4 separate regions of the Mus musculus genome follow, and regions 2, 3 and 4 are each linked to region 1. Evidence: chromatin loops called from intact Hi-C (ENCODE). Cell type or tissue: gastrocnemius. All regions are shown on one strand. Region 1 holds the start of Fzd5 (frizzled class receptor 5). Region 2 holds the start of Pikfyve (phosphoinositide kinase, FYVE type zinc finger containing). Region 3 has its middle 15 kb from the start of Gm24788. Region 4 overlaps Plekhm3 (pleckstrin homology domain containing, family M, member 3).

The links. Peaks named below come from ENCODE experiments on the same cell type or tissue, not always from the same donor. Only the 100,000 strongest peaks of a DNase experiment are listed, where the experiment ranks them.
Region 2: it touches region 1 in a loop (4-fold over the local background); 8 of 42 quality-filtered maps call a loop at or near these places.
Region 3: a loop joins it to region 1, with 2.9 times the contacts of the local background. A loop is called at or near these places in 14 of 42 quality-filtered maps.
Region 4: a loop joins it to region 1, with 8 times the contacts of the local background. A loop is called at or near these places in 9 of 42 quality-filtered maps.

The regions. Positions count from the first base shown.
Region 1 is chr1:64,734,133-64,742,132 of GRCm38, reverse strand. It overlaps Fzd5 (frizzled class receptor 5), which reads left to right and starts at 4,383. Exons shown (of 2, transcript NM_022721.3): 1 at 4,383-5,000; 2 at 5,280-8,000. The coding sequence starts at 5,533. The coding sequence ends at 7,290. In gastrocnemius, CTCF peaks have their summits at 3,311, 4,536 (motif pointing left), 6,221 (motif pointing left) and 7,164; DNase peaks (open chromatin) are centred at 5,691, 6,079, 6,570, 7,080 and 5 more places; H3K4me3 peaks cover 4,660 bases; H3K27ac peaks cover 2,732 bases.
Region 2 is chr1:65,181,955-65,189,954 of GRCm38, reverse strand. Pikfyve (phosphoinositide kinase, FYVE type zinc finger containing) reads right to left here and starts at 3,270. Exons shown (of 42, transcript NM_001310624.1): 1 at 3,122-3,270. It also overlaps a transcript of Idh1 not described here. In gastrocnemius, CTCF peaks have their summits at 3,247 and 4,199; DNase peaks (open chromatin) are centred at 1,155, 3,319, 4,200 and 4,719; H3K4me3 peaks cover 2,659 bases; H3K27ac peaks cover 2,903 bases.
Region 3 is chr1:64,982,263-64,990,262 of GRCm38, reverse strand. No RefSeq gene overlaps it. Among named protein-coding and RNA genes, the nearest start is that of Gm24788, 15 kb to the left of the region's middle. In gastrocnemius, a CTCF peak has its summit at 3,888 (motif pointing right); a DNase peak (open chromatin) is centred at 3,897.
Region 4 is chr1:64,786,645-64,794,644 of GRCm38, reverse strand. It overlaps Plekhm3 (pleckstrin homology domain containing, family M, member 3), which reads left to right. Exons shown (of 8, transcript NM_001039493.1): 8 at 1-5,524. Among named protein-coding and RNA genes, the nearest start is that of Fzd5, 53 kb to the right of the region's middle. In gastrocnemius, no CTCF peak of the experiment used is centred here; DNase peaks (open chromatin) are centred at 3,126, 4,316, 6,326, 6,621 and 2 more places; H3K4me3 peaks cover 1,066 bases; H3K27ac peaks cover 2,438 bases.

The DNA.
Region 1 (8,000 bases):
TTAGACTCTATAGGATGCCAGACATTTAAAAAAAACAAGATAAATAGCATTATTCTCCAAATTTTCAACAATGAATAAATATATCTTGAACAGTAATCTAAGTTGCTTCCTATGAATTTGAGTCTGCAAAAATATTTTTAATATAGCAGCTATCAGAAGTGTGATATTTAGTTAAGTGGCTTTATGGGGGGACATCTGAGCAAAGCAATAGATGACAGTTGGTAGAGTTTTAAGTGCTTAAGCGTTTTGTCTTTGGAGCTGAGCATGGTAGTGTACCCGGTTAATCCCAGCACTCAGGCAGATGATTTTGAAGCTAGCCTGATCTACAAAGCAAAGTTCCAGGCTAGCCAGGGCTACAGAGTGAAACTCTGGCAAAAAACAAAACAAAAAAACAAAAAACAAAAAACAAACAAACAAACAAAAAAACCACCACAACAAAAACAAAAGCACCCCCCAAAAACCCAACCAACCAACCAACCAAACAAACAAACAAAAAAACCCAATAAAAAATGTTATCTTCGGACTGATGAGATGGCTCAGCAGGCAAAAGAGCTTGGCATGCAAAACCATTAGCCCGAGTTTAACCCTGGAACCCGGGTAGAAAGAGAGCTCTGACTGGCACACAGCACCATGGCATACTCGAACCAGGATACATACCTACAGTACTAATAACAAATAAAATTGAATTTGAAATATTTGTATGGGCTGATAGAGTGTCTATCTCAGTGACTGAGAACTTGCGTAGGATGTGCAAGACCCTAGGTTCAATCTCCAGTGCTGCACACACACAATTGGTACTTTTAAAAAAAGTATTCTAATTGTTTGTATAATAAATTGAACCTCAGAAGAAAAATTTTGCACTTTAAAGGGAATTTTAATAATTAAGTTTAAAGCTGGGCGTGGTGGCACAAGCCTTTAATCCCAGCACTCGGGAGGCAGAGGCAGGCAGATTTCTGAGTTCGAGGCCAACCTGGTCTATAAAATGAGTTTCAGGACAGCCAGGGCTATACAGAGAAACCCTGTCTCAAAAAACCAAAAAACAAACAAACAAACAAACAAACAAAAACAATAAAAATTAAGTTTAAATTAAACTATGTATTTACTGTGTGCACATGTTCATGTGGGTGGGTTTATTCTTATGTGCGCAAGCTCACTTGGAGGTTGGAAGCCTGTGGTGAGTGTCTTCCTCTGTTGCTTTGTGAGACAGGGTCTCTTACTGAAACGGGAGCTCACTGATACCACTGGACTGGCAGGCCAACAAGCCCGAGGAATCGTCAGTGCTGGGATTATTGGCATTCACCATTTGCAGCTTTTAGTGGGTGTTGGGAGTTCTTATGCTTGAGAGAACGGACTTTTTGATTGAGCCGTCTCTCTAGGCCGGAAAGAACTCTTTAAATTGATTAAGTACAAATTGTATATGTTTATGACTACATCCTGCTGCTTAGATATAGCTATGTCTGCTGGGATGGTTAATTCAAACTATTTTAGCATATGTAACACATGGGTCTTTTTTCTTTTGTTTTCTGTTTCTGTTTTTGTTTTTTAAGTTTCCTGTAACCCAGGCTGGCCTCCAACTTGATCGCAGTCGATGATGGATGACTTTGAACTTCTGACCTTCCAGGCCCCACCTCTTAAATCCTGGGATTATAGGCATGAGGACAATGCCTAGTTTTAGGTGGTATTGGGAATTGAACCTGGGTCTTTGTGTTCGATAGGTAACTAAATGAGTTGCATTTCTAGCCCACATACTTATCTTTGTGTGTGTTGTGATAAGAACACTTAAAGTCTACTCTTAGTAATTTACAATTGTACCGCATTGTTATTAACTGTAATAATAATGAAGTATAAGAAATATCGACTGCTACCCTTTTTGTGGACTAGTTACACCCAATAAACCCAATGAGTTGTTCTGGTGACAGTTTCTGTATATGATTATTCCAAGCATTAAACGAGGCAAAATATTTAGCAGCCTGCCTGAGGTATGTTAAGTACTCAGCATACTTTAAAAAAACTATTCTGTTTTTAGATTTATCTTTAGGTGTATGAATGTTTTGCTTGCATGCATGCATGTGTACCAGGTCTATGCATGGCAGCCATGAAGGGTATAAGAGAGGAAGGACCAGCTCTCCTGGGATTGTACAGATGGTTGTGAGCCACTGTGTGGGTACTGGGAACTGAACCCAGGTCCTCTGAAAGAGCACACAATGCTCTTTAACTGCTGAGCTCCAGCCCCAATCAGCATATCTTAAAATAACCTTTAAGTAATATATGTGGGAAAGCAAAAACTAAAACAACACACACACAAAAAAAGATACACGTTTACTTTGTCACCTTTTTTGGATTTTGTTTTGAAACACAGACTGTCAGTGTAGCCCAGGTTGTCTTCAAACTCAGAATCTTCCTGCTGTCCCCCTATAGAGTGTTGGATTTAGAGGTCTGAGCCACCACACCCAGCCAACGTTCCCTTCCATTACTACTGTAACTACTTGGGATCTCTAAGCAAAAGTCAGATTTTTGTTGTTAAGGAAGGTTGACAGAGCAGTAAGACAGTAATGGTCTAGGCAGAACCAAGTGGAACAACCCAAGGTTCCTGGGTGAATTCCAGTGTGAGTAGTTTACATTCTCCAACTTCCAAATAATTTTTATTATTAGCCAACACTTGTCCATCGCAGCAACATACACAGCACATAAAGTGTAGCAGCCTCCCTTGGCATGTCGGCAGGCTGGACATACTTTCCACTACGGGTCCTTCCTTATCTGACTGGTGTGCTATAGTTTTTCACCCCTCCAATAATTCTTAGCCCGGGATGTTTCTAGACCCCGAGGGCCAAGCAGTTACTAAGAACTAAAGAGATTAAATTCTAGGGAGATAGAATAATAAAAGAGGTAGAATTCTAGGGAATGAAGCAATATACATTATAAACATTTAGCTGTGATGTCTGAGATTAAACACGGAGTTTCATTAGCCTCCACAACGCCTTGCTGATAAACTGAAGATGGCTTTTCAGCCCGTACAGACGGCACAGAAGACAATAACAACCCAACAGATCTCAGTCAGTGAGGCCAGTTCAGAGTCCTTCAAGTACTCCTATGCCCTCCCCTACTTCAAATCCCTCCCACTCCCCTCCCCCAGCGGAAGGAGGAGTGAAGGAGCAGTCTACAATTTAAAGCCTCTTCATAAGCGTGTGAACGAATTTCAAGCATGCTAAACACCTCGGTCTCCCAGCCTAATTAGAACTCGTAGAAGAGAGGCATTTGTGGGACATTTAAAACTTGGAGTATACTAACCCATCAGGAGAGCGCCACTGCGTGTCCCTGCGTTGACTGTGCGCAGCAGGTCTTTTCACGGTTCCCACTGCCCCAGTACGCCCCGGTTATCCGGTCTCAACCTCGCCAGAGTGCACAGCAGCCAACCCTGGGGGACCAAGCACCCTGAGCTGTACACTGCTCCAGTTCAAGAGTTTTTCTCTGTGGGCAAATTCGGATCTGCCAGGGATTATAAACCGCAACTGCTAAGGACTAACGTCTCTAGAGACTTCCAAAACTGGAAAGAAATTCATTCTCTTGTCACAAGGACAAGATTTTGTTATATATAAAAGGGCAAAGCCTGGGAAATATCGATATTTCTAAGGGAGGGGTGAGTGGTAAAGATTGTGAACTCTGCTGCCCAGCTTCTGGTTTGGGATTCCAGGTCAGAGCGCCTATTGTGTGCCAGGAGCTCGCACAGGGAGGGGCACAAGTTTGTCAACGTCTCTGCTGTCTTGTTAGCTCAGCTGTGTAGGTCAAGTTCTGAGGTGTTCTGGCCTCAGAATCCTACGGTATCCAGATCGCGTATCAAGGTGTAAACGATTAACTAACACGAGGTTGCTCATTAAGTACTAGCACGTCTGTCACCTAGCACAAGGCAGCTTAGAAAGAGGACAGGTGGCACAACCGAATTGACCTCTCATCCCTTTAAACAAGCGCCAGACCTCGATAAGGACACTCAGCTGGAGAGAGGTGGCCTGGTGGAGGCCCTGGAAGCCGGCGTTCAGAGAACAGAGCCCTCAGGAAAGTGAGCACCATCCTGGTGAACCACCGCAGAGAACTCCAGAAGGACTTGGGGCCAGGTTTCCCGCCCGGGTTCTCTGGGAGGACTCATTAGCATTGACCCCGCCCTCGTAACTTCCCGGTCCACTATTGGCCGACGCTCTTCCGCTGCCCGCTCCGGGCGGGGCCGCGGGGCGCTCGCGGAGAGGCCAGGACAGCGGGGCGGTGGGCGGGGACCCGGAGAGCGATTCGTGGGACGGCCCAGCTCGGGGCAGGGCGGGAGGGGGCGGGAGGGGCGGTCCCGGGGCGGGGCCTCCCGGCGGGCATTAGAGGCAGGTGACCCGGGCGGGGCGGGAGAGGGCAGTCAGCCTGCGGCCGCGACTTGTCCTCTGCCGTCGCGCACAGCTCGGAGCTCCCTGGAGGTGGGCGAAAGAGTGCGAGAGCGCGGGGGAGGAGCCGAGCGGGGCGCGTCCCGAGAGCGCCGCCACCGCCCCCCGGAGTCTGCTGGAGCGCGGAGCCCCCTGCAGGGGAGGCGGCGAGCGGCTGGCGGGACGCGGCGGCGGGTGCGGACTATGCAGTCCCCGCCCGACCAGCGCTGGCTGCTCGCTGTGCTGTGAGGTGGCGGGGTCCCCTCCGGCTGCCGCACCCCTCCGCGCAGTTCAAGTGCTGCCCGGCGCCCTTGCCCTTCGTCCCGGCCCCGGGACGCCGGTGGAAGGCACGGCCTGCCCCTGCCTTGCTCTGCCCGAATCATGCAGGGGGCCCCGAAGGAAGAGAAGGCGAGTGACCGGCCCGCGCCGCCCATGGTCGAGGGGCGCCCTGCTCTCTGAAACGCCCTCCACCTGCTGCCATGTGTCGCCGCCACAGGTACCTAGCTTGTCGTTAAACTTTCCCAGCTCTGGCCCGATTCGGAGTCGCGCGACTGAGGAGCCCGGCTGGTCGCAGACATCTGCCGCCCAGCAGGATCCTCCGAGGTGAGAGCCCGCGTCTTCCCAGTTCACCCGGTTCCTCTGCCCCCATCTCGGGGACTGAGCTCTCTGGCCCCAGGCACAGCCTGCAGGGCCGGGCCAGAAAAGAGAGGCGGGCGCGGGCAGTGGGGTGGAGGGGGTGGGGGCGTCTGAAGTTTGGTTCTAGGAGGAGGGGAGGAAAGGAGTTAATCTTGAGATTGGAGCTGGTTTGCGGAGACCAAGTGGTTGGCGCTCCTCTAAGAGGAGTGGTTGCGATTTTTCTTTTCCCCTACCTTCTCTTTTAAGAGTTCTGTCCTTGGAGTCGGAGCCCTAATCATCCCTCCAGCCCTATCTGGTGTGGAACTGAGTGCTGCCGGCGGAGGCAGCGCCTTCCAGAAACAGTTTATCTTTGGACGGATTTCTTTAAGAGAAAAAGAAACCAACAGGTTGCCAGCCCGGGCGTCACACTCAAGACTCCGGAGAGGGAAGCCCCGGCCGCAGATTCGTCGGCCAACGCAGACCCTCTCAGGCAGCGGGAGGCAAAGGGAAGAAGGAGACGATGGCTCGACCCGACCCGTCTGCGCCTCCCTCTCTTCTGCTGCTGTTGCTGGCGCAGCTGGTGGGCCGGGCAGCGGCCGCCTCCAAGGCCCCGGTGTGCCAGGAAATCACGGTGCCCATGTGCCGAGGCATCGGCTACAACCTGACGCACATGCCCAACCAGTTCAACCATGACACGCAGGACGAAGCAGGCCTGGAGGTGCACCAATTCTGGCCGCTTGTGGAGATCCACTGCTCACCGGACCTGCGCTTCTTCCTGTGCTCTATGTACACGCCCATCTGTTTGCCTGACTACCACAAGCCGCTACCACCGTGCCGTTCCGTGTGCGAGCGCGCCAAGGCCGGCTGCTCGCCGCTCATGCGCCAGTACGGCTTCGCCTGGCCCGAGCGCATGAGCTGCGACCGCCTCCCTGTGCTGGGCGGCGACGCCGAGGTTCTGTGTATGGATTATAACCGAAGCGAAGCCACCACCGCGTCCCCTAAGTCCTTCCCGGCCAAACCTACACTCCCAGGACCACCAGGGGCGCCATCTTCCGGGGGCGAGTGCCCCTCGGGAGGCCCATCCGTGTGCACGTGCCGCGAGCCCTTCGTGCCCATCCTGAAGGAGTCACACCCACTCTACAACAAGGTGCGCACCGGCCAAGTGCCCAACTGCGCGGTGCCCTGCTACCAGCCGTCCTTCAGCCCGGACGAGCGCACATTCGCCACCTTCTGGATTGGCCTGTGGTCTGTGCTGTGCTTCATCTCCACGTCCACCACCGTTGCCACCTTCCTCATTGACATGGAACGATTCCGCTACCCTGAGCGCCCCATCATCTTCTTGTCTGCGTGCTACCTGTGTGTGTCACTGGGATTCTTGGTGCGCCTGGTAGTGGGCCATGCCAGCGTCGCTTGCAGCCGTGAGCACAGCCACATTCACTATGAGACTACCGGCCCTGCGCTGTGCACGGTTGTCTTCCTCTTAGTCTATTTCTTTGGCATGGCCAGCTCCATCTGGTGGGTCATCCTGTCGCTCACCTGGTTCTTGGCGGCTGGCATGAAGTGGGGCAATGAAGCCATCGCAGGTTATGCACAGTACTTCCACCTTGCTGCCTGGCTCATCCCCAGTGTCAAGTCCATTACGGCGCTGGCACTGAGCTCGGTGGACGGGGACCCAGTGGCTGGCATCTGCTATGTGGGCAACCAAAACCTGAACTCACTACGAGGCTTTGTCTTGGGCCCACTGGTGCTGTACCTGTTGGTGGGCACGCTCTTCCTTCTGGCAGGCTTCGTGTCACTCTTCCGCATCCGGAGCGTCATCAAGCAGGGTGGCACTAAGACGGACAAGCTAGAGAAGCTCATGATCCGCATCGGCATCTTCACCCTGCTCTACACGGTGCCAGCCAGCATCGTGGTGGCCTGCTACCTGTATGAGCAGCACTACCGGGAGAGCTGGGAGGCAGCCCTCACCTGCGCGTGTCCGGGACCGGACGCTGGCCAGCCACGCGCCAAACCCGAGTACTGGGTGCTCATGCTCAAGTACTTCATGTGCCTGGTGGTGGGCATCACGTCGGGAGTCTGGATCTGGTCCGGCAAGACTCTGGAGTCTTGGCGGCGGTTCACCAGCCGCTGCTGCTGCAGCTCTCGGCGGGGCCACAAGAGCGGTGGCGCTATGGCCGCAGGAGACTATGCGGAGGCCAGCGCCGCGCTCACCGGCAGGACCGGGCCGCCTGGCCCCACCGCCGCATACCACAAGCAAGTGTCCCTGTCGCACGTATAGGAAGGCCTGGAGGCCGAGGCCCAGGGACAGTGCTGGAAGTTGAAGGGGGCAGTTGTTTCGCTTGGTAGCTTTGTGAAGGTCACTTCCGTTTACCTTCTTGGTGCTGATGCCCCCTCCCAGAGTGGCTTGGAGAGGAAAAGGGGGCGGTTTCAAGAGATTACCTGTCCCCAGTCTTCTACAGGGGGCTCGGCTCGCAGGGCAGTGGGTTAAGTGTATTCTAGTTTGCATTTCTTACTGCTTTCTTTAGAAGTACCTTGTTTTTAATTTATATGTATTTTAAGTTTTAACTTTGTTGCATTTTGGCAACAAAATTTACCTTTGCTTTGGGGGCTACATAATCCTCAAATTGGCATTGTAATGAGGTTACTGTTGGTTCAGGTTTTTTTGGACTGTGTGGTCTAAATTAGGAAAATATATTTCCTATACGTGTCTTTTTTTTTTTTTTTTATAAATGTGAACAGTGAAAGGCTGCTGTGAGTGGGAAGGTGTGGAGTGTGTGTGTGTGTGTGTGTGTGTGTGTGTGTTTTAAGGTAGTTTCTTCTTACAGTGCTTAAAATGTCCAGGACACTTAGAGGCCAGAGGCCATCTGCTCTTTCTGTGTCTAGCCCCCTCAAGTCCTCTGTGAAAGTAGACCATGATGTGGTTAGGACCATCCCTCACATGATAAGGTTAGAGTTTTGTGAGCCTCCTTAACCTTGCTCAGCAAGCGT
Region 2 (8,000 bases), 450 kb before region 1:
GCAGAAACTGACTTTATATAACATAAACTACTCAGCCTCATTTTACATATGTATCTGAGGAAAAGAAAGCCAGTCAGCTGGCAGGACATGTCTATGCAATCTGAGCAAAGGGCTTTGGCAACGCCTGTGACAAGTGCTCGAATCAACAGGCTTCCTCTTCTCTCCTCGTAGGCACAGGAACCTGGGATTTCCACAACTACCTTATAAGCCTAAACTCAAAAGACATTAAGGTATGACCTTCTTAAAAGGTGTTTTTGCTTATAAGTAACCAAGAAAGCATAATGGGCCAAAGCAGTGAGTCTAGTCACGAAATAAAGTCATAGGAAGGGACTGAGGCTCTTCCCCTCTTAGATTGAAAGTTTAAAGAGAAATATCCTTTGCTATGTTAGTAAAAAATGCTAAAGTTTGTAATCTATCTATACTTTAGAAAAAAGGGCATTATATTCTCCTAAAACTGTTTTCTCCTTCAAAATCAGATGTATAGGTTCATTTTATATTCACAACACTCCTAGAAGTCACATAAGTAAGTATTATTACTATAATTAACAATTGAGGCAACTAAAACAGTTTTCTTTTGGGTGAATCAGAGATAGTAATAAATAGACTTGTGACTATACAACTCTTGCAACAAAATTCTCTGACAGTCTTCTATCAAAAAAAATTTGTATTCTTCACAGACTTCCAATTCTAGCCAACTGTAGTCTCTTAATACTCAAGATTCTCTCAAATTAGTAAATTAAAACAGAAATGAAACCACTGACTTGGATGGAATTTTGGCAACAAGTGCTTATTGGAAAGGATGGGGAGGAAAAGAAAAGAGGAAGGCGATGGAGTAGGGGAAAGAGAGGAAAGGGAAGAAGAAAGACAGGGAAGGAGGACCTCTAGTATCAGGTAAAGTATTGTCTCAGTCAGGGTTACTACTGCTGTGATGAAACACCATGACCAAAGGAACGTCTGGAGTAAAGGGTTTATTTAGTTTACACTTCCACACCATTGTTTATCATCAAAGGTGGTCAGGAAAGGAACACAAGCAGGGTAAGACCTGGAGGCAGGAGCTGAGGCAAAGGCCATGGAGGGGTGCTGCTTACTGGCTTGTTCCTCATGAACAAGTGTTTAGCCTGCTTTCTTATAGAACCCAGGACCACCAGCCAGCCCAGGGATGGACACCACCCACCGTGGGGGCTGGGCCTTCCCCCATCAATCACTAGTTAAGATGATACCCTACAGGTTTGCTTACAGTCCATCTTATGAAGCCTCAATTGAGGCTCTCCTGTCTGAAAACTCCAGCTTGTGTCAAGCTAACATACAACTTCGATGCTATAGCATAAAGGATTAAGATGGCGATTAATCAAGTAAAAACTCAAAGTTTTGTTTTGTTTTAAAGACCACCAGAGAAAAAAGATGTAATGGCAATGAAAACCCTCATGCTTCCAAACACAACCTATTCTACGTCCACAAAAGCACCAACGAAAGCACAAAAACCAATCCACCTACAGAGTCTTAGAATTACTTCTAAAGGTCTTCTATATCCACAACTTTCTTTAACCTTTGGACATGTGAAAGTAAAAAATTATCATGAAAACACACATCACATCAAGTGCAGTCTCTAAAAACATAAATACAACCACATAGACCTAATCTTAATAATTACATGCCACCAGCAACCAAAAAAATTACAACTCTGATTTTTAGCAGCATAATAACTGTTTATACTGTAAAGGATGGCTCTTTCTGAATACATAATTAGAAATATTAACCTACTTATCCAACAACTTCTGCAGTGTTTCTCTGCACTAGTGTGGTATACACAGATTTGAAATGAGTATCTTGGTGAAGCAAATCAGAAAATGAATTCGATATTAAAGTGTAGCTTGACCTATCAGCTCATACGAAAACTGTAGGTGAAATTCAAAACAGCAGTGTAATCATTTTCTAGAGTGTTTTTTTCTTAAGTATAATTCTCAAACTTTTATCTATTAATGCAGGACAGCTGAATACAAGCAATGTTAGCTTCCATCAAGAAAGGCATATTGTTCATTTTGTGACCCATGCACAACAGAAACATTAAAGGAAAACCAGTGTGATCCACGTAACTTTTCCAGAAAGAGGCAAAGGGAGGGGGAGGACTCAGGAAATTAGTGTTGCTTCTCAGAAAAGTCCTGACCTTAGTCACAAGCCTTAACCTAATGAATCGAAGAGAAAGAAACTAAGACTATCTTCCCCCCACCCAACCCCCGCCGCCACCCCGCACGTGTGTCGGTCTCTGTCTCTGTCTATCTCTCTTTCACTCCCCCCCCCCGGGGGGGGGGGAGAGGGAATGGGACAGAGTGGGAGTCCTGGAGAGGCAGAAAGAGACTCAAATAAATGTAAAACAAGACGGTGAGGTTTGCTGGGCGTCTACCTCTACCAACACAAGATGCACCAACTGAAGAAGCAACCCTTCATCATTTAACACATTACGCACTTAAGATACACAGCAATGACCTGCTTTATGCAGAATTGCCATCTTCCCCTGAATGTCCTAAGAACCTACATAGGACAGAAGACCCTAAATTCCTAAATGCATCCATCAAATTTCACTTTCAACCTTTCTTGGGAACCTCTTGGGAAAGGGGAAACGACTTACTCGGAAACAAAGCCTCCTCCTCAAAACAGGACTACGTTAAAGTTAAAAAGGAAAAATAAAAGCCTCAAATGGCAAAAACCAGCATTTAAGCTGGTGGACACACTCAAGCATGGAATGGTTTCTGTGGGTCAGAACTTTCTTTTCCAGAGTAGGCTGCACCCTGAGACTTGAGCTCGCCCGCTCAGAGGAAGGGATGACATGGTCCACCTCCAAAATAAGTTCGAGCATTAGGAAAACAGAGAGGCAAGAGAACTTCCATTGTGTCAAGGAAGCCTCGGCGGGAGATGGCCCAGGAGGCCCGCGGCCGGTCTCGCCACACAGGGCCGCCGGGCGCTCAGAAGCCAGCCGGTTCCCGGCGGGTCTTCCCCGCTCGCCGGCCGAGTCTCGGCCGCAGAGCCCCGGGCCCTCGCCATCCCTCCGGCGGTGCTCCGCGACCCACGCTGGCCTTCCTCCCACTGCGCGCCCTGCCTGCCCATGCCTCGCCGCCTCCCTTACCTTCGCCTCCCGCCCCGGCCCCGCGGGCCTCCCGCCTCCCCGGCCTCCGCCTCACCACTCTCGGCCGGGAAGCCGAGGCCAAGCACAGCGCCGGCTTTCTCAGGCAGCCGGCGGTCGCGCCGAGAAGCCCAGAGGCTTACGCGGTAACTGCGGCTTCTCGCTTCCGCCTACCACCTCAAGGCTCCGCCCAGTACCCCTTCTAACCAATCATCAACCGGCTCCAAGGGCCGGCTCCGCCTACTTTTCTCCGCCCTCTAGACCTTCCGATCAGATGTTCAGGCTGAAAGAATCCAACCCAGAGAGTATCGTTCTAGACCCCCCCCCCCCTCCCCCCAGAGGACTTAACGCTGCCTCAGCCATCCTGAAGGAAGCGGGGAGGACGGTGCATGTGAGCATCACGCGCGCCAGGCATTAGACGCCAGCCAGTCGCTGTTACCGTATGTGTTCAACAACGTGAGCACATATAATTTAGGACCGCTCTCAGAGCTCTCTTGGACCGACTTCTACCTGTGTAGTCCAGAGTGAAGAGGTAGTTAATTAGCTTTCAGGATCCTTTCAGGACTCCGCTAACACCAACTATGTGTCTTTGAACAAATCGCTTGTTTCTCTAGGCCTCACACCTCTGGTGGGTAAAGGAGGGTTAATTATAGCTGCGTTTACTCCCTGTTGTTTTACTGTTGTTGTTTTTGTTGTTAATGTTTTTGGTGGTCTTGTTTGAGGATTAGGTAGAACTGTGCATGAAAGGCAGTTGGCACAGAATCTGACTCAAGTGAGGTTGAATATAGCTTTTTTTAATTCGGGTTTTGTGTTGCAGATAAGAGTTATCAAGCCCTGACTTGCTCAGCTTAGTATTAACATGACCCGTTATTTTTGTCCTGCTAACAGGGCTGTGCCGTTAAAAGTAGAAAACAAGCTAAAACCCGCTTACTGAAAGCGTAGGGCTTTGCAGGGGAGCATTGAAAGGAATCTGAAGGTTGGTGATATTCTGAGAATTCTTTTCTTCTAAAACTTTGGCATTTCCCACCCAGCTTTGGTTTTTTGTTTGTTTGATTTGTTTCAACGTTGGAAATTACCATCAAAACCTGAAGCTAGGGGACGCTGCAACTCCTGGTCACCATCCTTAACTGGCTCTTGGATCTTGTCCTCAGCGTCCTCTGACCGCATTGGTCTTCATTACTACTGTGCCTCTCTCCACTCTCCACTCTAACTGTCATCTATACAAATCAAAACACCGGGCTACCTTGGGTACTATCTATCCTTAACCTAACCACCTCCACCACCAACCACGTCCCTCACACATATCCCTGGGGGCTTGCAATGTCTCTTCAAACAAACCTTTCCCAATAACTCCTTCCTTGGCCCATAAACATACACAAGCATCTTCCCTAAGAAGAAGAAAAAAAAATCTTTTCTTAAATTAGCCCAACAGACCCTAATATTCCATAAACGTACAATAAATTATAAAATAGACCAAGAGAACACAATAGATAATCCAGCAGAGAGGATAGCAAGATACAGAAGAAACTCTATGTACAGAAACACCCGATCAACTAACACTTTTTAAAAGATATAGTGGGCTGAGCGGGTGCCAGAGGAGCATAGGGGGACGGCCAGGGGGTCAGATTCCTCTGAAACTGGAGATATAGGAGGTCGTGAGCCCCCAAATGTGGGTGCTAGGAATCAAACTTGGGTCCTCTGCAAAAGCAGTATATGCCCTTAACATTGAGCCATCTCTCCAGCTCCTCAGCTAACATTTTATGAGTCATTAATTGGACAAGTCCTCGTTCTCTGCGCCAGTCACTGGCCACATAGGTACCGTGCTAAAGGTAAAGCTGTGGCCATAACACAGTCCATGTTCCCCAGAAGTTTGCACTTCCGTGCCTACATTAGCATGAAGTTTAATTTCTGTGGGAAAATTGACTTCTCTTTTAGGAAAAGAAATTAGTTTGGGTTCTTACCTCATCCTAGACATCAAAAATTAATCCCAGGTGTATTTTATCTGTAGAGACATTTTGTGCGTACCTGTAACTATTCTTTCCCAGAACTTCCATCCAAGCACTTCTATGATACTTGCTGGGCTTGGGTGCACTATGGTACTGTGCTCACGTGCTTATAATACTTTACTGAGAATTCGTAGCCTTTCCCTCTCTTTATATTGGTTAGTATCAATATAATTTTTCTCAGTAATGCCCCAATTCAACACTGTCACTATTCAGTCTCTAAAAGTTGTCACTATTCTTTAAAAGTTGTCACTATTCTCTAAAAGTTGCCCCTGATTTGGCCAGTGGAAGCATCTCATGAAAACCCTGGGTATTGTTGCCAGGATCCATGACTTTCTGAACATTTGCTTTCTGTTTCCTATTTTCCCCTCTTACCTCTGCTCCCCAACCCCTAAAAACTACCACTCTGCTCTTTTTCTTTCTAACTTAACATTTTTAAAACTCTACACTTGAGACCTTACAGGGCTTTTATTTCTGGCGTATTTCACTTCCTATAGGCTCCTCCAGGTTCAGTATGTTGCCACAAAGGATAAAATTTCCTTGTTTTTAAATTTATATTTGTTCTAATGTTCAAAGTCAAGTAAATATTCTCTACTATCCCATAGATCATCTCTTCAAAGTTGTTTTTCTCGCTTTCCAGAGCACTTTATTTTGATAACATCCTATTTGTCTGTTTTGCTTTTTTTTTTTTTTTTTTTTTTTTTTTTTTTTTTTTTGCCTAAGCTTTTGGGTTAAACAAAATAAAAATAAAAGTCAAAAAATAAATAAAAAAAAATAAAATAAGAAAAACAAAAGTCACTGCTCAGGGCAATGTCATGGGTTTTTTTGCTTGTGTTTTCTTCTACTAATTTGTACTTTTTAGGTGTTAAATTTAGATATTTAATTCAATTTGAGTTAATTTTAAATGTAGTGTGAAATATCAATCTAATTTCCTTCGTGCACTGTGGGTATTCAGTTTTTCCCATAACATTCATTAAACAGACTATCCTTTCCCTCAGGGTTTTTCTGAATAGTAAGTCTATCATAAGTGGATTTATTCCTGCTCTTTTCTTTCTATTCTGTGGTCTATGTCTACTTTTGTGCTGAGACCATGCTGTATTGATGAACATAGCTTTGTACTATTTGGAATCTTTAGTTTTTCGGACTACTCTTTTAGTAGTCCTACAAATTATAGAATTGCCTCTTTTTCTAGATTTCTGCTTTTTAAAGCTGGGAAGCATTATTAGGGGAGCAGGTGATTTGAGACAATGTCTATGTACCCAAAGTTGTCCTCAAACCAGAGAGTCTCCTGCCTCACCTCCTGAGTGCCGGGTTTGCAGGACTGAAACACTACACTCAATTCATTTTTGGTTTCTTGAGACAGGGTTTCTTTGTGCAGTCTTTGCTGTCTTGGACTAGCTTTGTAGACCAGGCCAGCCCCTAATTCTAAGCATTTTCATTTTGTAGTATTACAAGTGAGATTGTTTTCTTGATCTCTTCTGAGGAGTTCTCTGTTATAGAAAAAAAGGACTATTTACCGTTTTTGTGTTGCTGTTAGAGAAAAAAAGGACTATTGACCGTGTTTGTGTTTTGACCTTGTTTTTGTTGTGACCTTTTGTGTGTTTGTGTTGGTTGCATGGCACACAATGCTACTGAGTTTCAGTACTTCCCAGAGGTTTTAGGTCACACATTTAGGATTTTTCTGATCTGAGATCATATCACCTACAGGCAGGGCCTCTTAACTTCTTCCTCTCCCATCTGGATAGTGTCTATGCCTTTCTTTGTCTTATAGTGTGTTGAGACAAGGCAAGAGTGAGCACCTTCGCCTGATGAGACACAGAGGCTTTCCGTTTTCACAAATAACTCATTACAGCAGACCTGTGGGGTACAATCCTGACATATTGAAAGCACATATTTACTGTCTGGCCTAGTGGACTAACTTCCAACATTTCCTGTCCAGTGCCGCTAATCAATTGACTGTCTAAGAAATTATGGTTTCATTTGGTATATAATGCAAACGCTGTTTTTGGTTGGTTTTTTTGGTGTGGTGATGGTGGTGGTGGTGACAATGGTAGTAGTGGTGGTAGATTGTTTTTGTTTGTTTGTTTACTGTAAGACTAATTTCTAGCTAGACTCTAATGAAATTATCACTCTTTCGCACTGCATGTGAAAGTATAAGTAGATATATGTTTCAGCAAAATGATTTGGTGGCTCTAACAAGCACTTTGAAAATGTTTATACTCCAGTTCCACTAGTTCCACTAATCTAGCATTCAGAATTGATAAAGAGCATTTTTACCAAGCAAGATAAAGATGGATTTTTCATTATTATTGATGCGATGAGGAAATAAAAGAAGAAACAACCAAAGCAAATGATTCCAAAGTAACAGGATCTGACCCACTCTGCTCAAGTTAAATGGCCTGCAAGTATGCCAGATGACAGAAACTAGCAATCATCGGCATTTGTTCTATAGCTAAGTATAATCCAGGCCTGTACCCAACACTTGGCATGTGGCGGCAAGAACACCAGAAGTTCTAGGCCAGCCTCTGCTACATAACAAGTTCAAGGTTAACCTGGACCACATGAGACAATCTTTATTAAAAAGTGCTTTCTTCACAGTGTTGTCCCCCTTCTAAAGCCATGTCAGTCCCCTTCAGCAGGGCTCCTGATCAGAGTGACCGTAGGCTCATCCTACTGAAAGTGCATCCATGAGCTCTTCCCACTCTTCTTTCCAGGCTCTGTCTTTTTCTTACCGTTCTACAGTACTTCTTCTGTACTTGAAAACTTTCTGGGCTTCCATCACAGCAGACTCTGTAATTCTCCTACCCTAGTTCTGCATTCTCTTTGGGGGTAGGAGGCTCTAATCTTCCACCTGACCCTTAAAGATTCAAACATGCCTC
Region 3 (8,000 bases), 250 kb before region 1:
CAATATCTAATGGTGGCTAGCTTACAGGTTCAGAGGCTCAGTCTACTATCATCAAGGTGGGAGCATGGCAGCATCCAGGCAGACAAGGTGCAGGAGGAGCTGAGAGTTCTATGTCTTCATCTGAAGGTGGCTAGTGGAAGACTGACTTCCAGGCAGTGAAGGTCTTAAGCCCATGACCACAGTGACACACCTACTCCAACAAGGCCACGTTTCCTAATAGTGCCACTTCCCGGGCCAAGCATATACAAGCCATCACAGGAGGGAAACTGATTCCAGCTAGTTGTCCTCTGACTTACATACACATGCTACGGCATGAACACACACCCACATATGCCCACAAAAATTAACAAACAAATAAGTAAAAAACAATTTAAATGCAGTAATTTTTCAAATATAGCAGTGTACCTATTAATGGACTGATGCAGGTTGTGAAATGCTTAAACCAAATCAAATGCCTGCATCTCCTCAAAGACTTGTCATTCCTGTATGGAAGAACCTTCTGACTCCTTCTTCTAGCTTTATGAAAGATACAGGAGATTGTCGTTCTCTGTGGTCACCCTGCTGAGTACAAGCTCACGGGAGGTAAGCCGGCTTGCGCCTGTTCCTCCGTAACTGCAAACATTAGGCAACTGGTCCCAGCTGTCCCTATCTCCCAGATTGTGACAACTACCATCTTCCTTTCAGCTTCTGTGAAATCCACATGTTTAGATTCTGTGAGCGGGTGAGACTGTGTGGTACGTCTGTCTTTCTGGCTTATTCGATACAACGATCGCTAGCTCTGCCAGAATTTCATTCTCCCTTCGGCTCTGGTGTTTCTTGTGTGTTTGTGGCACACTTTTACAAATCCATCCATCACTTAGTAGGCATGCAGGTTGCTTATAATTTTTTGGCTATTTCTTGAATCGTAAATGGGGTGAATGGGGGTTGAAAAATGTCCCTTTAAATTTTGTTTTTAAAAAGATAACTTTAGGGCTGGAGAGAGGGCTCAGCGGTTAAGAATGCTTGGTGTTCTGCCAGAGACCAGAGTTTGGTTCCTGTAACCAAGTGCCTGTAACTCAAGTTTCAGGCAGTCTGATATATGCCTCTAGCCTCCCATGCATGCATGCGCACGCACGTGCACACACACATAAATAAAAATGAATATGAAACAAGATAACTATTAAGTAGAGGCACAAGCCTGAAGTCTTAGCACTTGGGAGGCAGAGTCAGGAGGACGAGGAGGATCAAGCAACTCAGGGTTACCGTCAGCTACAGAGTCTGGGGTCAGCCTGGGCTGCAGTTCAGGGTCATCCTAGGCTACAGAGTCCAAGGCTAGTCTGGGTTGCATGAGACCCTGTCTCAAACCAAAGCCATAACCTTTAATTTCAAACATTTGTCCTATTATCATTTCATTTAATTCAGCGATTATCTTGCATTAAGTTTCCTTGTTTTCACATTCTTTGTTACCCATTGTCTTTGCCAGGTAACAATCATTTTCATACATCATTGGAATGCCAGATCATTCCAACCTATGTATGCCAGTACAATAAATAAACCCCAAACCCATGCATTTATCAGCACCATTTTATTTTTGGTTTAGCTTATTTGGGCTCTGGTTTTCCAGAACATATTAGAAACTTTAACATGTTTTTTTTCACAGTAGAAAGGTCTCAGTATTTACCACAATGGGCAGTCACTGCCAGTTAAATGTCTTTGTGTTAGCTTGCTCTCTGTTGCTGTGGTCTATGATCTAATACTCTGGTCAAGCCAGCTTAAGGAAGGGAAGGGTTAATTTAGCCACATTGTAGTCCATCACTGAGGTAAGTGGGGCAGGAACTGAAGCAGAGGCTGGCCCTGAAGGAACATGGTTTACTGGCTTACTCAGCCCTCTTTCTTAAACAGCCCAGAACCACCTGCCCAGTGGTGGCTTCACAGGGACCTTCAATGTCAGTCATCAACCAGGAAAACTGCCCACAGACTTGCCTCACAGGCATTTAGACAGAGGCAATTCTTCAGCTGGCATTCCATCTTCCTGGATGACTCTAAACAAAAACTACCCAGCAAAACATGGAAAGAAGGCACTAAAACAAAAAGACAAAATAAACTGACAAAAACAACAACAACAACAAAAACCCACCACAGGATAACTTAGAAGATTTTGGGAATCTCTTCAGAACTGTAATTTCTTCGTCAAGAATTCTGAAGATTGGTGTATCAGGAGCAAGCAGACACTAGTACAATGCCTGAGACATTCTGCACATAGGTCAGATAGGTGGGGGGAATGGCTGTTGCTGTGTGATCTATTTCCACTGCTGTGATAAAACTCCTTGTTTTATGCTGTGATCAAAAGCAATTTAGAAGCCAGGCATGGTGGCACATGCTTCTAATCCTAGCACTCAGAGGTAGAGGCAGGAAGATCTCCATGAGTTCAAGACTAGCTTGGTTCCTTCACATGGCAAGTTGCAGGTCATCCAGAGAGTGTCTGTCTCAAAACAAAACAAACAAACAATGACTTAAGAGAAAGAAAGGCTGTTGTTAATGCTTGCAACTCCAGGCATGGTCTAATATGTAGGGAAAATCAAGGCAGTAGGAACTTGGAACAGATCACAACATCACATCATTGTCAAGAGCAAAGAGAAGTGATTGCACAAATGCTCATCTGCCTGCCTGCACTCAACTGGACTTGAGCAACTCTTACAAAGCTCAGGCCTCCTGAATAGGGAGTGGAGCCACCCACACTGGGCTGGGTTTTCTCAAATCACTTAAATTAATTAGAACAGTCTCCTGCAGGTATGCCCACAAGCCAAAACCAGTTTAGACAATCCTTCATTTGAGAGTCTACCCAGGTGAATCTGGGCCCCAAACCAATCTATTGCTGAGAACAACCAAATGAAAGAATACTACTCAGGTTCCATGCCAGCGGGGAGAGTTTGAAGGACCCTGCGGGTGTCTTTGCTCTGCTGTTGTTCCATTACTATGGTTATTATAGCACAGTAAATCCCAGTATAGTAATAATGAACACTCATGCTATCTGAATGGTTCCCTGGGTGATTTTGAAACCCTGGTTTTCCTATACATATTTAGCATGAGTTAGCATTAGAAAACTTGTTTTTTGTTAAAATTGAGATTTAAATGTTGAGCTGGGGACAACTGACAGGAATTTATGCCAAATCATCCCTTCCAAGAATAGGGACTGTGTTAAATATAGGAAGGAGTTTTGCAGCTTATCTTAGCATCTAGCAAGGTCAGGCTCTACCAGGATACCTGCTTTTATTACTCCTTTAACTATTCTTTCCTATCTTTCTTATCTTTTTCATGTAAGGCTCAGAAACAACGTGCTCAGTTCTATAAGAAATAAAGAAAAATAAAAGAGAGGCAGGAGTTCTTCCAAAAAACCCAAGATCAGTTCCCAGCACCAACATCAGACAATTTACTGTCACCTATGACTCCAGCTCCTGGGCAGTCCAGTGCCTCTGGGCTTGGCAGGAATCTGCACTCATATGCATAGACTTACACATCCATATACGTAGCTAAAAATAAAAATAAATAATCTAGCCATGGTGGCAGACATAGATGGATCTCTGTGTATTCCAAACCAGACAGGGCTAAATGGTGAGACTCTTCCTCAAAATAAAAAGAAACAAAATAATAATTAGTGTTACATATTTTCACTGGAGTTGCGATAAACTAACTTGGAAAGAACTGACATTTCTCAAGTCTGATAACTGCTAGATATTTCAAATGAACGCACACACACATGTGCATTGGAATCGCAGAACCCGATCCGAGGATTAAATTGGAAATCACAAACCTTACTCAATCCTTTCAGCACTTAGTTTATAGATGATGTACATTCAAATCATTTGTAGAACAGAGTGAGTCTCCAGCTTCAACAAGATAACCACCTACAGGGGGCGGCATGCACTTACGTAGAGGATTGCAGGCTGTTTCACAGCATTTCATACAGCATTGTTTAGGTGCTCAGCTCTGCACCACAGAGATTACAGCCTAAATACCCACAGGCACCACGGAAACGTTGACTCATGACAGACATGCAGCATGTCACTTAGCACAGCTGGCTTCCTGACATACTGTCCCCAGGCATCCCAGTAGCCTTCATTCCCAAAATTGTTCACAGGAGAAGAAAGGATTAAGATGAAATCATAAATTCATTCCACAGGTATATGTGTTGAGTCGTTCATATAAGTAAAGAACTACTTCGAGAAAGGGTAATAAGAAAGACCACAGTCTTCCTTGCACAGTTTGCCTTCCAGAGACAGAGACAAAAGGCAAACTCATTAAATAGTATATTATAATTTCAGCTCATGATAAGGAGCATAAAGGCAAAGGAAGGAGAGGAGGCTCAAGATGCTATTTTCAGTAAGGTGTGTGTGTGTGTGTGTGTGTGTGTGTGCGCGTGTGTGGGGGGGAAAGCCCTCCTGCAATAGTGCATTTGAGCACACTTGCATGCTGTGGGAAATTAAAATAATTGGTGGTAGATGTATGAATAAAAGAACACAAAACAAGGAGAGTCCTTTGTGCAGGGTCTATGTACACACAGGGGACATCTGGAGAGCAAAAAGTATCATGGAGATCCACGGAGCAGGAGAAGAAATGGGAGAAGAGGCAGGTCAGCCATGTCTACACAGGGTAGGCACTGGAGGTGAAAGGAATTTGCTCTGCATTCTGCGGAAAGGATGCCTTTTTAGCCGGGATAGAGTGTGCATGGTCTGATGGACGCTTTGCATCTGGCTGCCATGGTGAAAATGGGTGGGAGTGAGGGTCAGAGGGAGAGATGCATCGAAAGCCATTGTGCTGCTTATATAAGAGATATTGCGGCTGAGACCCTGAGACTCTGAGACCCTGAGATGGAGGGTCTGATGTGGAGGAAAGGTAGGAAGTCAAGGAATGACAGATGCTTTGGAAAGACAATGTGAAGAGTTGCTGGTGGGCTGAATTCTGGCATGAAGAGAAGAGAAGAGAAGAGCCACGGGTAGATGGTCTTTCAGACTTGGAGAGTTTGGAGCAAGAGAACCCCTTAATCAGGACAGACTTTTCCCACTCAGTTTCACTGTCTCGGCATAAGCTCTATTTTCTGTTACTATATTCCTCCCATTCCAATCAGTCTTGTTTCCAGGAAAATCTTTAAGATGTATAAAAATTTGTAGTAAGTGCTCATTGGATCCTTTCTCAAGGTTTCAAGCACTAGCTTTCTGTAGCAGTGATTAAAGCAATATTAGTGTTGAAATTAAAAGGCCTTTGAGGCTGGAAAGACGGCTCAGCAGTCAAGAGCACTGGCTGCTCTTTCAGAGTACCCAGGTTCAACTCCCAGCACCCATATAACTCGAAACTCTCAGTAACTCCAGTTCCAGAGGATCTGACACTCTCACACAGACATATATGTAGGTGAAACACCAAGCACATAAAATAAGAATAAATAAGTCAGTAAGAAAGCTGATGGGTCCAGTTGATTTGAACTATAATCAAGTAGAGAGAACAATGCCAAAAGACAGTCGTTCCCAGTAGTTCACACTTGGAGCTGAGGTGACCGTCTAACTAGCAGCAGGTTCTTCTTTGCTTCCCTGGTTGGCTGAGTTTCGTGTTACACCCAAGCCCTGGAGGCATCTTTGATTTAGGATCATAGTACCTTCCCTTAGCGTCTGCCCACAATGCTCCAGGGACCTTACCCCATGTGTGATACTGTGGTCTGCCTTGCATATTGTTTATTTCCAGAAAGTGTCCCATAATCCCCTAGGTGCAATTGATCATTGGGTTTTGTTTGTAGACCTATGAAAAGTCGTTTGTTTGTTTGTTTGTTTGTTTGTTTGTTTATATTGGATATTTTCTTTATTTACATTTCAAATGTTATCCCCTTTCCTGGTTTCCCTCCCTCCCAGAAACACCCATCATATCCTCCCTCTCCCTGCTTCTATGAGGGTGTTCCTCTACCCACCCACCCACACCCACCTTCCTGCCCTCGGTTCCCCTACACTGGGGCATCTAGCGAACCTTCAGAGGACTTGAAAGGTCTTTAAAACAAACGAAATATCTTAATGAGGCCTTCAGTGAGTTGAGGGCTAGGAAATGCTTTCCAAGACTTAGGTTAAAAGTACATTTTTACCAAATGTTCAGGTAGAATCAGCCAATCTGTCCCTGGCTGAGTGGGATCCACCACCATTTTGTGAAAGAGAAACCAGCCACTTCATTCCCAGCACCAACTCATACTAGACAGAACAGGGCTGGTGTCTACAGCTGATTTGCAACATAGATTATTTCATAGTTTATAGGAAAAGAACAGGAAGATTGGGCCAGGTATGAGCAATTTAAACTGTTGAACACACTTATCTATTTTACGTGTAGACATGAACATGTCAGGTCATGCGTGGTGTGAATCAGAAGGCAGCTGTAGAGAGTCAGATCTCTCCTCCCACCATGCGGCTGGCTCCCTGGTCCTAACTCAGGTCTTCAGACTTGGTGTCAGGCACCTTTGTTGGCCGCGCCCTTGCCCTTTTACCAGACCTATGATTTATGTTTTTAAGCATCAAATATGGAGTTTCCCCTAAAAACAAAAAAACATTTTCCTTATGTAAAAAATAATGCAAACTTTATAGTAAAAAATATTTAAACACAAAAACATTTTTCTTTCCTTTGAGGAAGGGTCTCATGTATCCCAGGCTGGTCTCCAGCTTACTACATAGCCAAGGAATACCTTTAAATTTCTTCCTCCTACTTGCTCCAGAGTGCTGGAGTTATAGTCTTGTACCACCACACCCCATTTTCTGCAACACTGGAGATCCAACCCAAGCTAGATAAACGTTCTACCAACTGCACTACATTACCAGCCAAAAAAACTATGAACAAGTACAGCCGCTCAGAGATCACCAGTGCTGTTATCTTTTATTTTACATACCACTATATGTGCGTGTGTGTGTGTGTGTGTGTGTGTGTGTGTGTGTGTGTGTGTAGAAATCATCTTTAGGAATAGTAAGCTAGTTCTATGCATTTATTATTTAAAATAACATGATTTTTAAAAATTTTACAAAATCGATTTAAAAAAAAAAAGTCAAGTTAAAAGCCAGCTGAGGTGGAGGATCTTTGTGAATTGGAGGCCAGTCAGGGCTACACCATGTGACCTTGTCTCAATCTACAGCAAACCCCTGTGAGTTATAATAAAAGGTTGTTCACTATGGGCATAACAATTGCTTTTCATTTTCAGTGTGTCTTATACTTATTATCTCTTGATATGTTTGTATTCGTTATCAATATGCGCTATAGCTAATGTTACTAACATCATGACTGGTATTGTTGCCATAATAAGAACAGAGCAAAGGTTATCTTGTGGGGAGACATAAATCCTAGCTCCACGGTTTCCTCAAGTAGCTACATCCTGGGCCGAATAAGGCCTGAGCCTTTTCTAATTTTAAAAATCCTGTTTGAGTCTTATTTTGGAATACAGATACTTACTGAGATGTATTTGTTAAGATGCAAATTTTTTACTTTCAAATATTTTATCTGCAATAGTCCTATTTTCATGTTCAGGGAAAAAATGGATCATATTCTGAAGAAAATTCAAAGGCTTTGAAGATAGGGCCTATTTACAGAGACCAATTTGTTTCTCTGCATTATTTTAACGTGTACCTCTCCTCGACTCCCTCCAGAAGCCTCCCAGGCTGGGAGGCTGGGGAAGTGGGGGTGGAAGAAGCCCTATTACCATGGAGATGGATGAGAGCAAATGGTCACATCATCAAAAGCAAACTAGAAACGTACAAAGCTTTTGTGATGCTGATCCTTTTTCTTTTTTTAAGTAAGAAGAAGAAGAAGGGAAAAGGCACAAATAAAAGGACAGATCTCTCTCATTAAATCCAACACTAATTTAGTAATCAGTGTAATAAAGCTACCCTTGAAAGCCCGCTGTGGGGAAAACAGTGCAACAAAGACGCACAAAAGGTTGCTGGCTGCCAGGTGTCATTTCCAGGTACTCCAAGGACATTTGCACTCCTGTTCTCTCCGTTCTCTTTTCT
Region 4 (8,000 bases), 53 kb before region 1:
TGAGGTAGAGCCATTGTCATCTGCTTCACAAGGACATCCCTAAAACACAAGAATGTTTCTGGATACTTCCAGGCCCAGAGTCTTTGGCAGAGATGGGAAGAGTGAAGCAGAGCCACATAGCAGAAAGCGAGAGGCCCCTTCCTTCAACAGAGAGCATCAGGAACTGAGCTGCGTTGGGTGTGAACTCAGTCCCTGAGAGAGAGTACAGAAAGCGAGGACCTCAGTGGCCAGTCACTTCATGTCGTTGTCTGTTGGCTGGTACGAAGCCCAGCACCTTCCTGATGATCAGAGTCTACAATGCCTGCCAGAGAGTGCACATGGGTGCCCTAAGAACAGTTCCAAGCGTGGAATGGAGGACACTGGTCATGTTTTTCACGGTGCTGCCCAGGAGGAAGTGTCCCAGGATTGCACTCAAGCGCATCAGTGCATAGTCTGCTAGGTAGAGTTTACTGCACGCATCTTGGAGGACCGGATGTTTCCTTCCCCAGAGCCCTCCATCGGCAGGACCCACCTGTCGTTTGAATGTTTTATTTCTCCTTGTCCTTCACAGCACTTTTGACCTTTATTCAGTCCGCGTAACTACTCTTGCTTTTGTATCCTGGATGTTTTGTTTGTTTGGGATGGGGACATATTTTAAGACAGGGTCCTGCTATATATCCCTGGCTGGCCTCTAACCTGTGACCCTGCTGCCTCATCCTCCAAATGCTGGGACTATAGGTATGCACCATCATACCTGGCTTTACTTGTTTTTAATTATTTTTAAAAAATATTTAAAAGTAAAAATTATGTAATTATTAAAAGTTATTAAGAAGTAACATTTTGAAAAATACAAACCTAAACTATTAAGAAAATACCAAACATAAATAGAATTAATGAATTAATATTATCGAAATAAGTAGATATATACATATATAATTGCCACCTTACAGTAACACAAAGAGTAACTAGCGTGGTAGGAATGGGAAGTGGATCACTTCGCTCTTTGGAGGGTAGTGTACTCCCACTGTGATCCCCTTCCTTGTAAGAGCCTGCATAGTTGTCACTGTGACCAAGATGGCTGCTAGGAAGGCACTGAGACCCTGGCGGCCAGCATTCCTTCTTCCTTAACTCTTTCCAAGGCAGGAGAATGGACTCACCAGGAAGTACTTGTTTGTGTCTTTCACCTGGAGCTGGTGTTGCCCACTGCCGCCCATGCTTCTGTCCTTTGGGATTTTCACTGCTGTTCAGATCAGGGGAAACACTGGCTCACAGAGAACGCAGGGGTTCAACTCCAAGTTGCTCCCACAGGCACCAGCTCTCGATGCTTCAGTCTAGTGGGAGACATTCAGCTGACTTGTGCAGTTAGAGGCAAGCATTTCACCTCTTGGCCCACACCATTTCCTTTGGCCCCAGACCATGCAGTTGAACGCCACACGTGTGTTCATTTCCTAGCTACCCGGAAGCTATAGCCAAGGCATGAAACTTGGTAAAAGGCCAGGGCCCTATTTACCAGACACCTCACGGTGCCTTTTATAAACTCTTGGGAAGGCAGGTTGACCTCACTGGAATGAGTGGTAGGGAATGTTGCGCATAAAGGACAAAGGTGGGAAGTCTCAAACACTTGGCAAAACAGACAAACAGATTTGAGTCTCTCTCTTCCTCCTCTTGTTCATGAAATACAGTATTTATATTTTCCAGCCTCAGAGAACAGAACATGATCTTTCACTGGAGAATTCTAGACCTGCTTATTATGAAACAGATGTGCTCCCGTGGCACAGTGCCTTCTCCCTCCACCCCCAGTCCCTGTCACCGTAGCTTACTCTTGACCTTTGCTGAAACTAATGTATCTGTGATTCTGACTGTCAGAGACGCCATTCCCAGCACACTGAGCACAGAGACTTGAAGAACAGAGCCCCCGACCCCAGGTTGGCCCCATGTCCTGCCCCAACTCACAGGTGCCCAAGATTAGACCTAATAAAAGCCGAGGGTGAAATCTGGATCCCTGTTTAGCACACCTGAGTTGTCTGTCCCCACTGCCCCTTAGAGGGCCTTGCTGTGTGTGAGCGGACCTTGGACACTCCTAAGACCTTTCCCTGGACATTGCTTCGTGTTTATTTTTTAAAGGGAAAGATAAGCATGCTGTCACTCATGATCTGGAATTGGAGCCATGTCCTGCTACTTCTGTTTTCACTATGGTCCATGCCCGCTCAGGACTCACAACAGCGTTCTCTGCCACCACCACCGGAATCTGATAGGACACCGTGGAGCCAGATCAGGAGTTGGATCTGCCATGAAAATTCAAAATTGCTATTTTCAGCCCAGAATGTCTCAGAGTGCATGAAGGCCCTTACTGTTTTCAGGTCTAACAAATGACTTGGTGCAGTGTTAGGTAGTTGTTCCACTGCTTAGAAACCATCGAAACAAAAGCAAGCCTGTGCATTTCCACCTCCTTTTTTTTCATCTCAGTAAATACCATACACGTAAAGCATAATGGAAAACGGTCCATTAATCTCCTGGAGCTGCTTGCAAAGCCCAGGGAACGGCTTTTCACTAAACAGCCATTCCCTGGTGTAGCACAAGAATTCCCTCCTGCTAGTGCCAGAAACTCATGTGTGACACCATCCAGCCCGGGGGAAGTGTTGGCACCCAACCCCACCGTTAAGAAACCAGTTCCTAAAATAGACCTGCATTTGCACCGCAGTAGGAAGGCTGCAGGGTGCTCCAAAGGCAGTCAGCTCTGATGGGAGAGGAGTTCTTTCCAGGGCTGCCTGTTCCCAAAGTTGGACACAGCCTTATATGAAAACCATGCAAACTCTGTCTTCCCCCTGACTTCATGTGCTGAATAACAGCCATCTTTTGGGAGTTTTTACATTTGATGAGCTGAAAGGTTAACTGCTTCTTGATTCTTCTATAATAGGCCTCTACCAAAAAAAAAAAAAGGAGTGTGTGATTACAGTGCCTCGGGATTCGAAGGTTCCAATACAGTCTGAAATAGCCCCGTGCTGTGATTCCCCTCAGCTGCCCCAAAACAAAGGTGTCTGTGTCACTCTGTCACTGTGGCTGAGTTGCAGCACACCCTCGGTGAGGTCTGGCCTGTCTCTGCTTGTCATGTGTGCACACTGCACATGAGCACTGACAGATTGCTTTCTGCAACTCCTCCAGGAAGCTTGGCTTGCAGCCCTGCAAGTTCATTCTCCATCCGTGGCCCAGAGATCTCCAGACACAAACTACCTATGATAGCAGGAGCACAGTGATACAGGACCACAGTAATGCCACACACCCTGAGCACCAAGAGCAAAGCCCGCTGCCAGCAAGGAAGTAGAGAAAAGTTCTGCTGCTAGTTCAGGGGAGCTCTGCCCTCTCACCCTGCAGATCAGCTCTGGGTCTTCTCCCAAGCTTTGCTGAAATAGTCAGATTAGAAATTAGGCTTTGACCCTTAGTTGGAATACTGCCTGTTCCCAACACAGACTATTTTATTTTGTTTGATTTGGTTTTTCTTATGGTAAATAGGGAAGTGTGCAATATTGTTTTGGGAGTTTTCTACATGACTTTTCATCTTCTGAAATAATGTGGAGATGTCAGGAATTTGAGACAAAGGGGAAAGAAGCTAGCCCTTTCTTCCTTGGCCACTTCTCCCTGGAGCCTCTGGCCCTTGTCATCCATTCCTTGGTACTGACTCAGTAGTGGTGGTGGGCATTAGGAACGTGGCTCACTGCTCTGCCTGTCCCACTCGCCTGACCCCAGCATACTACAAGCTACGTGAGTAAACCCCTCAGCTAATCTAACCAATGCTGATCTCTGTCACAGGGACAGTTTCTTAACAGTTAAGTTTTAGCACCCAGTAGTCTCTCTGTAGGCACTTCTGTCCTTTAGATTCAAAACTCTCTGACTTGAGGTTGTTTGTTTGTTTGTTTGTTTGTTTTCTGGTATGTTTTAGTGGGTGCGGGGCTAAAACAAAAAAATCTACATCACTGTAAAACTCTGGGTGAAAGGGAAAATGTAGCTGAGCCTCTCCAGCATTTGCCAGTGTGTTTTATGTAAGATGGGTTCCTGGTGACCATGGCATGTAGCACTGTCTCCATAGAGTAGGCTCTGATGTGATGGGAGGCACTAGTGAGAGGGACCCAGGCTGCTCTGCTAGGGCTCTGCTCTGAGGGAAAAGAGACGCTGGCTGCTGTCGTTTTAGAAAGCTCCCTAGTGAAGCCACTTGTTTCCCAGGCCAGATGAACAAGACACCTAGGACAGCTCTTCCACAGTTGGGCCCATCTGGCCAGCCTTGGAAGCTGTAACCCAGCCCTGTCCCCTCCCATGATTGCCTTGCCTGCTTGCTTCCTCAGCCCTGGGCCAGGTTTGAGGCTCATGTTAATAAACCACCTAGAGACCAACTGGCCAGCGGCCCTTCCTTCCCACCGGTTCATCTCCCTGTAGGAGTGCCTTATAGTCTAGTCTAGTCTCTGACCCACTTGAAGCCTGCAGGACCCTTCAACCAACTATGGATCCCTTCGCGCTTCCCTGCTGGCTCTTGTTCAGTACACAGCCCACCTGGAGCCTGTGTATTCCGAGATGCACGTCCACCTTTGCTTAACCTGGTGCCTTAACTTCACAAGTAAAGGGATTCACATTGCAAACGCATTATCTGAGTGAAACATCAGTTTCTTCGGTGCCATTGGCACTTTTACCAGGAAATACAATAGGCATAATCATACAATGTTTTGACTTTATTTTATGATGTTTCTCAGCCACTCTTTGTTTGCTTGCTTTCATTAACCAAACTCAGGGGAATGTCATGTCACCACAGTCAATGGGGAAAGAAAGAAAACTAGCTATGCAGAAGTGAATGACAAAGTCTGTGAACTTAGTCTTTACTAGGTTCAGAAGTGACATCAACAGGAGGATTTTTTTCCTTTATTGTATAAAGATTCTCTTTACTTGCCACCTGTGTTCCACGTAGAAGGTGGGAAGCCTCGGGGATGTGTGTGGATGACAGTGTCCCTATTTTCGCCGGGGCAGTCCACCAAGCCACCGGATCAGGCCCTCATTGCAGTGAGCTCTGCCTCTGGTTACCTGTCCGGCTCTTACTGTAAACAGTCCTTACCTGTCTCCAAGGAATGATAAAGGGAGGAGGACGCCAAGACTGCAGGTGAAGAGCAAGAGTGTGTGACGTGGATGGTCCTGTATAGCTCGTTCTCGGGCTCCTAGCTCAGATCCGAGTCATTCCCCTTCCTTCTGCTCATGCGGTACAGAAGCAATCAGGATGTGCCTTTGAGCTGTTCCTTCTCTCTGTTAGTTATTCGCAATAGCTAATGTGCTAGTTTACGTGGTCCCTGTTGTCTGGATCTGATTGCCTTTTTTGGTTAATTTATCCATATTTTTGTTTACATTATTTTTAAAGCTAGTAACTGTAATAGTATAAAATTGAAGTTGTGCTGTTGACAGGACATCTCTCTCTCTCTTTTTTTTTTACATTTATCTGTCACAATAATTTAAGTGCACCTGTTCCTAATGTATAAAGTTCTCTCCCTCTCAATAAATGACAATGGAAGTACTTTCTCTCATATCAGCTTTATTTAAGAAAAAAATCTTCAGGAAATGGGGAAGTGAGCCCTTGGCAAAATCAAGATTTGAGGTCTATTGAGAGTGGGCTATTTACTTTTGTAGAAGAAGGGGGATTAAGACCTTTTTGTTTGATGTGTGTGAGAGGTTTGCTGTGTGTTTGTATACTACACTCATGCTTGTTGCCCAAGGAGTTCAACAGAGGGCATTGGATTCCCCTAGAACTGGTTTTATAGATGGTTGTGAGCCACCATACGGGTTCTGAGATCTAAACCCAGGTCCTCTGGAAGAGCTGCAAGCATCCTTAGCTGCTGAGCCATCTCTCCAGCCCTGCTGTGCTTTAAATATCTCTTACATCTGGATTTATAACCTTATAGTGTTCTCAGCCTTTTCTGCATTTACAGAAAATATTACCGGAGTTTGCTTTCTGTTGATGTGATAAACACTGTGGTAGAAGCCTCTTAGGGAGGAAAGAGTTTTCAGGCCAACCTAATCTAGACGTGACGTAGGTAGCCCCTCAGTTAACACTCCCACCCCAAGTGACTCTTGGTTGTGTCAAATTGACAAGAAAGGCTAAGGAGGACAAAGGTGTAACGTGTGGAAGAAGCAGTGTCTCTTCTGGGCTTTCTTTGCTGAATCAAGGCAGTTCTGAGACCAGTGCCCTGAGGTGGTCTGAGGTGGTCTGCTGAGTGTCTGTCCTCTCCCTGTCTTCCCCCAGCAATCCCAGCCATTCTCACAGCCCTCTCCTGCCCCCACATAGGAGGCAGTGCCAGTCGGTCAGCATGAGGAAAAGGCTGTGGCAGAGGGCCATACTCTGGGAAAAGAAAAGAAAGATGTGGCCATGGTGGTACAAACCTTTAATCCCAGCACTCAGGCACCAGGCAAATGATTCCTGTGAGTTCAAGGCCAGCCTGGACTATATAACCAGTTCTACGACAGCCAGGACTACAGAGTCTGACACAAAATAAGAGAAAGAAAATAAGGAGCAGGTGTAGAGCAGCCTCAGAGAGTTGAGAATTTATTAAAAATAGGCACCTGCCTTCTGCCTGGGCTGGCCCTTGCCCCTCGGCCAGAAAGGCCCAAGGGTATGACAACTGTCTTCTTGGAGCCTTGCCAAAGCACCATCGCCACTCACTTTCCCAAAGAAGGACATTGAAAAGAGACTAGCAAAGGCATTTCTGGCTAAACATTTGCCAAGGGTGAACCCTGAGCCTTACTCCCTAGACACACCCAAACTAGGCCCTGCCCTGCCTGTCCACACAGGAAAGCAGCCCAGCCCACACTCTGCCCCAGGACTAGCTGGACTTCATCCTCACCCCAAAGCTGCTATGATGCGTAACAGGGGGGGACGAGTTAATGTTTCACCTTGGAGAACCAGACACATAATGAAGCCAGAGCCCACATTCAGCAGGTCACAGTTGGAGTATACGATGTCTGGGGAACAGCCAGGGAACTGCTTGGGCACTTTCAGAGGGAAGGTGCCGATGCTATCAGAGGCTAGGAGAAAACCGACATCTTGGCCATCTCCTCCACACTCTAAGGGCATGATTCGGTTCTCCTTTGACACTGACTCAACATATGGCTTCAGTCAGTGCTTCCCATATTAAAACACAAATAAGAGCAGAAGGTCAAGTCCTGTCACAGACAATTGTGTCAAAATCTCTCTGGATGGGGCCTGAGGAATAGTAGTATTTTAAGGCTGTGTGATTGTGAGCTAGGGATATAACCCCAGTGAGGGAATACATGCCCTGGATTTGATCCCCAATACCACAAAAGGTAAAGAAAGGCCCCTTGGGTAGAATGGATGTGGTCTGAAAGTAACAGAGGCCTGTGATCTCAGCTACTTAGGAGACTGAGGTAGGAGGATTCCAGATTCAAGGTCTGTGTGAGTTCAAGGCCAGGTGGGGCAACCTAATGTGATTCTGTCTCAAATTTTTAAATGAGGGGCTAGGGACCCAGCTCAGTGGAAACGCATTGCTCACTCATATGTGCAAGGCCCTATGTTCAATCCCCAATATGAGGAGGGAAAGGAGACTAGTCTAGGTGAAGAAGTTACCTTGAAATAAACATTAGCTTAGTATAGGGGTGGTCTACAGAGGGAGTGTGGGCTACAGGACTTTGTTACTTTCCAACAGACAAAACTTTGGAACGCACTGCTTACCAGCCTCGATTTTCATAAGAGCTAACCTTTACACCCCCATTGTTTCCATTATTTCCTTCCAGGCTGTGGTTAGATTCTACCTACCTGTGTCGTATATGTCCTCTGTAGAGGTCACGAATAGCTCTCTCATGGCTGCAGGGGCTGCGCTAGCCACAAAGAGAGCATCTTATTCTCTTTCTCGGTGTGCACTCACCGAGGTGCACACCTGTGAGCGCCGATTCCTAGTTCAGTCCTGAGCTTAACCGTCGTCCGTGTAAACAGGCATGTTTAAGATGGAGAATCACCTGGTGTTTGGAGGGGGAGGTGT